Regions from separate parts of the Homo sapiens genome. Here region 2 is linked to region 1. The links are chromatin loops, found by intact Hi-C in ENCODE. Cell type or tissue: heart right ventricle. All regions are shown on one strand. Links, peaks and the distances in the headings refer to the core of each region. The heading gives the core; the rest is flanking DNA. Region 1 overlaps AKAP1 (A-kinase anchoring protein 1). Region 2 has its middle 53 kb from the start of AKAP1-DT.

The links. Peaks named below come from ENCODE experiments on the same cell type or tissue, not always from the same donor. Only the 100,000 strongest peaks of a DNase experiment are listed, where the experiment ranks them.
Region 2: it touches region 1 in a loop (2.1-fold over the local background); 17 of 110 quality-filtered maps call a loop at or near these places.

Annotation. Positions count from the first base shown.
Region 1 is chr17:57,089,243-57,093,633 of GRCh38, reverse strand. The region is part of intron 1 of AKAP1 (A-kinase anchoring protein 1); the gene reads right to left. Among named protein-coding and RNA genes, the nearest start is that of AKAP1, 6.2 kb to the right of the region's middle. RefSeq lists enhancers at 251-750, 1,673-2,222. In heart right ventricle, for the core only: no CTCF peak of the experiment used is centred there; a DNase peak (open chromatin) is centred at 2,233; H3K27ac peaks cover 4,000 bases.
Region 2 is chr17:57,029,939-57,034,329 of GRCh38, reverse strand. No RefSeq gene overlaps it. Among named protein-coding and RNA genes, the nearest start is that of AKAP1-DT, 53 kb to the left of the region's middle. In heart right ventricle, for the core only: no CTCF peak of the experiment used is centred there; a DNase peak (open chromatin) is centred at 1,779; H3K27ac peaks cover 2,210 bases.

The DNA.
Region 1 (4,391 bases), core at 318-4,317:
GCTTTATGTTTCTTATTAACCATCCTAAATTTGCATTAATGTCAACTCATCTGTGTACAAACTTGTAAGGCCTTATTTTCCTATAATAATTGATGCCAATTTTGCTTCAGAGACCCCCAGCTGCCCAGCTGACATAATAGTAATATCAAAAAGAGAGCATGCTTATTGACAGGTTAGATCCCTCTGGAAGCAAGGCATTGAGGGCTAGCCAGCATCAGATGGCTGGACCTCTCAGGGCCAGTCATTTAACAAAGAGTTTAACACGCACTGTGAGCCAAGTTCGCTGGGCACATAAGGCAAAGAGATCCCTCAGGAAGCAAAGGTGGAAGGAAGGGTAGAGAGTCAAATTACAGGTAAGATACTGCAAAGATTCCGCGACTTAAATATAAAGACCTGCAGCCTCTCTCAACTGATTGAGAGAACTGAGCCCTAAGGCTGCCCTTGCATGTGATGAATTACCTATATCCCTGTGCGTGTAGCAGGGCACCAGCTGGGAGAGTTGAGGAACGGTCACCTAGTCCTTTTCTGTGTGCTGTGGTTGAAATGAGAAAGGCTGGATGGAGCACTTGGAAGGGGAAGCTGCAGACAGAATGAGGCGGGAATGCCTCTTGGAAGAGGTGGCATCAGAACTGGAACACTTGAGAACTGTGCCAAGATCTGGGGGGAAGCAGGAGGAGAGCGGGGAGAAAGTTCCAGGCAGGAAGAACATGTGCCAAAGTCCTAAGGCAGGAACAGGCTTGGCTGACTCAAGAGGTAGCAAGAGGGGAGGTGAAGATGAGGCAGAGCATGGCTCTCAGAAAAAGGGCTCTCCAACATCACTGCGCGGAAGGCCAGTCGGACTCGCAAGAACCCCAAGGGACACGGTCCACCAAACTTTCTCCAGAGGGGAAAGCGATGTGCCTGAAGAGCCAAGGGGCTTTAGTTCTTAATTAATAAGCAGAAGCTGCTTCCAGACTTGATTCCTGAAACAGGATGCCTCTGTGGCTGGTAGCATGACAGGTACACTGTGTAGGTAAACAGGGGCTTGCTTTTACCTTTAAGTTCTCAGCGAATACACTTGCCAGGAAGCCCTGTGGCCACACCACACATTAGCCTTACAGAGCCACCACTAAGGGTAAGGGATAATAAGCCCCCCTTACTCTCAGGCTCCCTCAAAGGAACCTGTTCCAATAAGGCAGTCCAGCCCCAGGAGGCGGACACACACAGCCTACGTAAGCCCTTGCCACTTCTTTGAATCAGACTTTGCAAAAAACAACCTTGCTCTCCAGCCAACATAAACCATAGGCAACAGAGGGCCTTATAAGGCTTGAAGCTTTCTTAATCAGAAACAGTTAGATGGGCTGGAGTTAGCAGCTCCAAGTTAGAGGGAAGGAGGAACTGAAAAGGAGAGAAGAAAGGGTGGCCTAGGGAACCAGCAAGCTTGCTGGTCAAACTGCTTTTTCATCCCTCTTCAGCTTCTGTGTCATCACAGTAAAGAATTCTCACCGGGGGTCTATGGCCATGCCTCCTTTCATGTTTGCATTTTGGTTTAAGCCAGAGGAATCAGACTGCCCACCAATCCACACTATTAGAGAGTTTTTAAGTGTCCATTTAGTGGCCAGCCTTTAGGCTGGGCAACTTCACACAAAAATGAAGTTATGGGGCCAGGCACGGTGGCTCACACCTGTAATCTCAGCACTTTGGGAGACCAACATGGAATGATCACTTGAGCCTAGGAGTCTTGAAATGGGTCTGGGCAAGGTGATGAGACCCCATCACTACAAAAAAAATTTTTTTAACTAGCCAGGCATCATGATGTGCACCTATAGTCCCGGGTACTTGGGAGGCTGAGGCAGGAGGATCCCTTGAACCCAGGAATTCAAGGCAGCAGTGAGCTATGATCGAGCCACTGTACTCTAGCCTGGGTGACAAAGCAAGACCTCATCTCTAAATAAATAAATAAATAAATAAATAATGTTTTTAATGGGGTTATGTGGTTTCCTGAAAAATTGCCTGCTGGGGCAACAAGGGGTCCTCACTCCCCAGGCAGCAGTCTGACACCTAGCTCCCCAGCTCCCCAGCTCCCCGGGCTGCCTCAGTCACATGCCTGCCTGCACCAGGAGGCAGGCTGGGCCCCTGCCACAGATCCAGAATAGAAAAGGCAGCCCTGGAGACCTCTTAAGCAGCCACCCCCTCCACACACCCCTTGGCAGCTTCCAGGGTGGCTTTATTCTCCTCTCTCTCCTGACGAGGCGGTGGCAGCAGAGACAGCAGCAGCTTTGGCACCAGGACCTGTCCCGTACACTGCAGCCACATGCACTTGGCCCTCCTAAAGGATGCCACCTGCTAAAAATAGCACCAGCACATGCTTGGCCAGGTGAGCCACACCAAAGCCAAAGGACAAAGCAGGGAGGTTATTTGCAGCACGGCCTTTTCTCCCAGAGACAGCTAAAGGCACAGCTGAGTGTGGGTCTCCCTCCAAGGCAGTTCAGGAAAGTGAGAATCACTCCTGCTCCTTTTTCTTGGGAGTGGCAGAAAGGAGGGGCAAGAAGGAGTGTACAGAAGACTGAACTGTCCTTCAGATCTGTCATCGACCCAACCTCACAAAGGCACATCCAGGCCCAGGCCAGAGAAGGGATGGGGGCTGGGGCTGTGCTTGAAAAGATCTTACTGCCTCCTCTAATCAGGAGGCCAGCTACTGCTGGGTGACAGCCTTTGGAGGGCCAGGAGATGGTCTGTGACCTCCAAGTGAGGTCTGACAGGTGTCGGGAAATTAGTGACTTCAGGATTGTCTTTTTCAATCAGCTCAGTCTTCAGAGCAGTTTCCCTGAGCCCTCAGGCACAGCTTTTTTTATTCATAGTCATTACTTGTGCATTTCAAAAGCACCCGATGGTTGCATAATTCTGATGATAAAATATGGCTTTGGAAAGACAAGAGAGTTAAGAGTAGGATCCTGTACTTCAGTTTCCCATAAAATGAAGATGTTCTGTAATAGGGAATATCTCCCTCACAGAGTTGTAACGAGGCTGAACACACTTAAGTCAGACTCCATATGTGGGATCAATGATTTTAATCTTTGTAAAACCCAGTTTAGTTTCCTGAATGAGGATGTGGTGATAAAGGGGCAGTAAATAAGCAACAACCAATGAGCATGGGGGGCGGCAGGGGCAGAGGAGGAGGTGGGGAGCACGCCCCAGCCCAGGTCCAAGCCAGTCCAGCCCTTGCTGTGTCCAGGGACCAGTTTACTCTACTCGGATCTTGTTTCTTCACCCACAAACTAATCACTGTACTAACCTCATAGGGCTGACAGAGAATAAAAATGACACAGAAAAAAAAAAGCCACTAATATGCCAGTAGGTGCTCATCAGTAAGTGTCCTTTATGCTGCCTGGCTCCAAGAAAAGAGATCTCACATTATATATACCAAAGGTCAATCTAGCAGGGTTCAAACAAAGCACACCCAGGACTAGAAGAGGGGGCATCTGGAAACAAAGAACTCCCCACCCCTGCCACAACAGAACACGTTAGCATCCACGCTGTGGCCCCACTCTCCCCCAACACCTTCTGTGAAGAATGGCCCCTAACATTTAGGTGGACTGGAAACAGCAGAATGAAAACACAACCTCGTTTAAGAGAAGGGCCGCACTGAGATCTGTAGGAAGTCATCAGGTGGGTGAAGGACCAAGTAACAATATGTTGACATCTGACATTTGGAGACCAAGGACAAACCAGCAGGGATCTTTATGATAATAAACGGCTTCAAACCAAAAGGGCTTTCTAAGGGCTTAGCATCTGGACCTTTGCTTCACGCTCCTGTCCCCAGGTCCTTTCTGAAGGTCCTCACTCAAACTGTTTCAAAACTGTTCGTCCACTCCCAACTGGCAGACTAGAACTCACTTGTAGTATGCCATGGAGACAACCAGTAGATAATTTGTCACCAAAGCTGTTGGGTTTATGGACTCTGGAAGACTAAGCTCAAACATGTTATGCTTTAGAGATTTACAAGTTGAGACAATTAAGCTTTTAGAGTTGGAGAAAAAAAAACTTTCTAGGCCGGCGCTGTCCAACAAAACTTTCTTCGATTATGGAAAATGTTCTTGACCTGTACTGACCAGGACGGCAGCCACTAGCTACACGAGGCCACTGAGAACCTGAAATGTGGCTAATGTCACTAAGAAATTTTTTTAAAAATACTTTGAAAAGTTTAATTAGTCACACAGCTAGCAGCTACCCTACAGACAAGGCAGCTCTAAACTCCCCACACCCAGGACAAATTTAGGCAAATAAAGCTATCTTTAAAAATAAAAAATATTTAGAACAGTAGCACACCTTAGAGCTAAGAACTTGAGATGAACAGTGAGTTGTTTTTTTTCCCCTTAAGTCTTTGACATGTACTACCCATTGAGCTGTGC
Region 2 (4,391 bases), core at 66-4,065, 59 kb after region 1:
CTTACTTCACTGCCCCCTGAAGTGACCACATTTTTCTTTTGTTTTGAGACAGGGTCTCACTCTGTCACCCAGGTTGCAGTGCAGTGGCATGATCATAGCTCACTGCAGCCTCAACTTCCTGGGCTCAAGTGATTCTCCCACCCCACACTCTTAAGTAACTGGAACTACAAGCATGCACCACCATGCCTGGCATTTTTTTTATTTTTATTTTTATTTTTATTTTTATTTGTAGAGATAGGATCTCACTATATTGCCCAGGCTGGTCTAGAACTCCTGGGCTCAAATGATCCTCCCACCTTGGCCTCCCAAAGTGCTGAGGTTACATGTCTGAGCCATTGTACCCAGTCAGTGACCACTTTTGAGAAACAAAAATACAAATTCCCAATCCTAACATATAGATCTGAGCCCCAAAGCATCTGTGTCTTCACCAGATTTGATTTACTTTAAGTACATTGTTTAAAAAAAATTAAAATAAATAGAGAGAGGGTCTCCCTATGTTGCCCAGGCTGGTCTTGAACTCCTGAGCTCAAGCGATCCTCCATGTTGGCCTCCCAAAGGGCTGGGATTACAGGTGCGAGCCACTGCATCTGGCTTTAACCAAGTACATTCGAACACATGTTCTTTTAATTTAGGGTTTTGGGGTTTTGTTTGTTTTTTTTTTTTCTTTGCTTTTTTACATTGGTATAGTTATTTTTAAATATTTTCTCAGCAGTTGCTTTTTCCTAATTCAGATGAAAACAGGGCCTGGCTTGGGCTTTAGCCAATTAAAACAGGCTATGCTTCTACGAGCAGAGTTAAATGTGTTCCCAGAGAGTTGCCAGTGCCACTTTATTTTTGGTTACAGTTCTCTCAAGAGGACCTTTTAATAGCTCTTGAAGTAGGGGCAGTAATCCTTGGAAACAAGACAAACCAGTTTTCTCCCCTCTACCCCACAACTCCTTTTTGCCTTTACACTTGAAGCAACTAAATTAGAAGTTGGACGTCACGAATCCTATAGTTTTACTTGAAATTTCCTGCTGCTGACACTAATGTTTTCTTTTCTGTTAGAATCAGGAACACTTAAAAAGTCAAACCTCCTCGTGACCTGATCTCAAAGTACATTTGAAATTTTTTTTTTTTTTTTTTTTTGAGACGGAGTTTTGCTCTTGTTGCCCAGGCTGGAGTGCAGTGGCACGGTCTCGGCTCACTGCAATCTCCGCCTCCCAGGTTCAAGTGATTCTCCTGCCTCACCCTCCTCCTGAGTAGCTGGGATTACAGGCACCTGCCAGCACACCCAGCTAATTTTTGTATTCTTAATAGAGACGGGGTTTGACCATGTTGGCCAGGCTGGTCTCGAACTCCTGACCTCAGGTGATCTGCCAGCTCGGCCTCCCAAAGTGTTGGGATTACAGGCATGAGCCACCGTGCCCGGCCTGTAATGTTTTTTTCCCATGGCAACATTTCTCAGCTACTCTGGGCTTATGAAGAAGAGTATAACAATGCCTGTCCCAGTTTTAAAACCACATTGTATTTAGTCAGAATTAGGCATGGCTGTAAGTGGTAGAAAACCCAAACCAACAGTAGCTTAAGACAAAAATTTATTTCCATGTAAAGAGAGAAAAGGAGTACAAAGGTGGAATGGTGGCTCCAGTCCTCAAAATCCTCGGGGACCTCGGCTCATTCTAGCATATCTTCCTACCATGATCCCAAATGGTTGCATTCACATTCCAGCCAGCAAAATAAAAGAGGGTGAAAGGGAACAAAAGGTACACCAAAGGGGACGGTTTCCAGCTGCTGCCAGAACACTTCTGTTTATATCCCGGTGGCCAGAACGTAGTCACGTGGCCACACTTAACTGCTGGGAAATGTAGTATTTTTTTTTTTTTTTCTGGATCGCTGTGTGCGCAGTTAAAAATTCTGCCTCTATGCTATACACCCTAGGGCCTATGGTCTTAAAATTTACCAATTTCTATCAATTTTGCCTTGAGAATTTGAAACACCTCTTGAGATTACTAAATAACAATATAAGGTGGTATAAAATCAGTATCAGAAATACCCCCACTCTTTATAATATTTATACAACATTTTACCAGAATTTTGCTTTTGGGAGTCCATAGTAATTAAATAACTCTAAAACCAGAAAAAGCTTTAAGCAAAATAATGTTCATCACAGTTATTTATAATCAGAAAAACTGAAATGACACTTTGAGAGGCCCAGGTGGGCGATTGCTAGAGCCCAGGAGTTTGAGATCAGTCTGGGCAACATGGTGAAACCCTGTCTCTACAAAAAAAATTTAAAAAATAAGCCAGGCATGGTGGTGCACACTTGTAATCCCAGCTACTTGGGAAGCTGAGGTGAGAAGATCACATGAGCCAGGGATGTCGAGGTTGCAGTGAGCCAAGATGGCACCACTGCACTCCAGCTGGGTGACAGAATGAGACCCTGTCTGAAAAAAAAAAAAAAAAAGAAAAGAAAAACTGAAATTTGAATAAATGTCAAAATATGGAGGACTGGTCAGATGAAGTGTAGAACATTTTCTTAATGGAATATTATGTATCTGTTAAAAAATGATATTTACAAGGCCAGACACAGTGGCTCAGGCCTGTAATCCCAGCCCTTCAGGAGGCCAAGGCAGGAGGGTCACTTGAGGCCAGGAGTTCAACACCAGTCTGGGAAACAAAATGAGACTTTGTCTCTACAAAAAATTGAAAAATTAGCGGGGTGTGGTGGTGGCACCTGTAGTCCCAGCTATGCAGGAGGCTGAGGCAGAAGGATCACTTGAGCACAGAGGTTCAAGGCTGCTGTGAGCTATGACCATACCACTGCACTCTGTTCTCCAGCTTGGACAACAGAGCAAGACCTTCTCTCTTTAAAAAAAAATTATACTGACAAAGAACCCACAGTAACATAGATAAATTCTTATAATGCCCGTTAAATAAAAAATATAGGGATATGAATTAAGCCAAATGACTTTTTTGGGTAATGAGACTTTTAATAACTATTTTCCTACATTTCTTTATTTTCTAAATTTTGTTACTATTACACTTATTATTTTATTAGAAATAAAAAATATTGCTGGGCGTGGTGGCTCATGCCTGTAATCCCAGCACTTTGGGAGGCCAAGACGGGTGGATCACCTGAGGTTAGGAGTTTGAGACCGGCCTGGCCAACATGGTGAAAACTGTCTCTACTAAAAATATAACATTAGCTGGTTGTGGTGGCACATGCTTGTAATCCCAGCTACTCTGGAGGCTGGGGCAGAAGAATTGCTTGAACCCGGGAGGCAGAGGTTGCAGTGGACCGAGATGGCGCCATGGCACTCCAGCCTCGGCAACAAGAGTGAAACTCCATCACAAAGAAGGAAAAATAAAATAAAAAATATCCTATCCTCTAGTCTCTCTAGTTACCTACACTTTACCCATCTTTAGGTACCTACACTCTACCCATCTCTAGATACCTATACTCTACCCATCTCATAGAGCTCAGTTTAATCTGACCTCCTGTCCAAAAGCTTTTCTGGCCATTCCCTCTCTTCTGCATTATTGCTGACACCACTTGTAATGGGAAGTCATTTCTTTTTTTTTTTTTCTTTTTTTTTGGAGCGGGGGAAGAGCCTCACTTAGTTGTCCAGGCTGGAGTATAGTGGCATGATCGTGGCTCACTACCTTGACCTCCCAGGCTCAAGCGATTCTCCCACGTCAGCCTCCTTGAGTAGCTGGGACTATAGGTGCTCACCACCATGCCTGGCTAATTTTAAAAATTTTTTGTAGAAATGGGGTCTCCCTATGTTGCCCAGGCTGGTCTTGAACTCCTAGACTTAAGCAATCCACCTGCCTCAGCCTTCCAAAGTGTTGAGATTACAGATGTGAGCCACCGCGCCTGGCAAAACTCTTTTTTTTTTTTTGTCTTGCCAGCATCAGGCAGAATCCTCTGATGAGAAGCTATTGGGGCCTCAATGAGGTTATACCTTTCCTCTCTCTCCTCCTTGGTAGATACAGAGTAGTCCTGTAGACCCACTAATCAGATGCTCCAGCCCAGGAATTTGAATTGGTGGAAATAAATTTGTAGTCTACGTGGGCTTTGGATATTTGATGATACTAAGATATTTTTCACTTGGGGGGTAGTAGGGGAGTGATGATGGTATTATGGTTGTTTTTAAATTTTATTTTAAAAATGTAGGTGTTCAAGCCCAGCAGAAATGTCCTATCTCCCCATATATTGGAACCTAATTGCCTATGGGATAGTACTAAAGAAGTGGGGCTAGGGGCCAGGGGCAGTGGCTCACACCTGTAATCCCAGCACTTTGGGAGGCTGAGGCAGGTGGATCACCTGAGGTCGGGAGTTTGAGACCAGCCTGACCAACATGGAGAAAGCCCATCTCAACAAAAAATTAGCCAGGCATGGTGGAGCA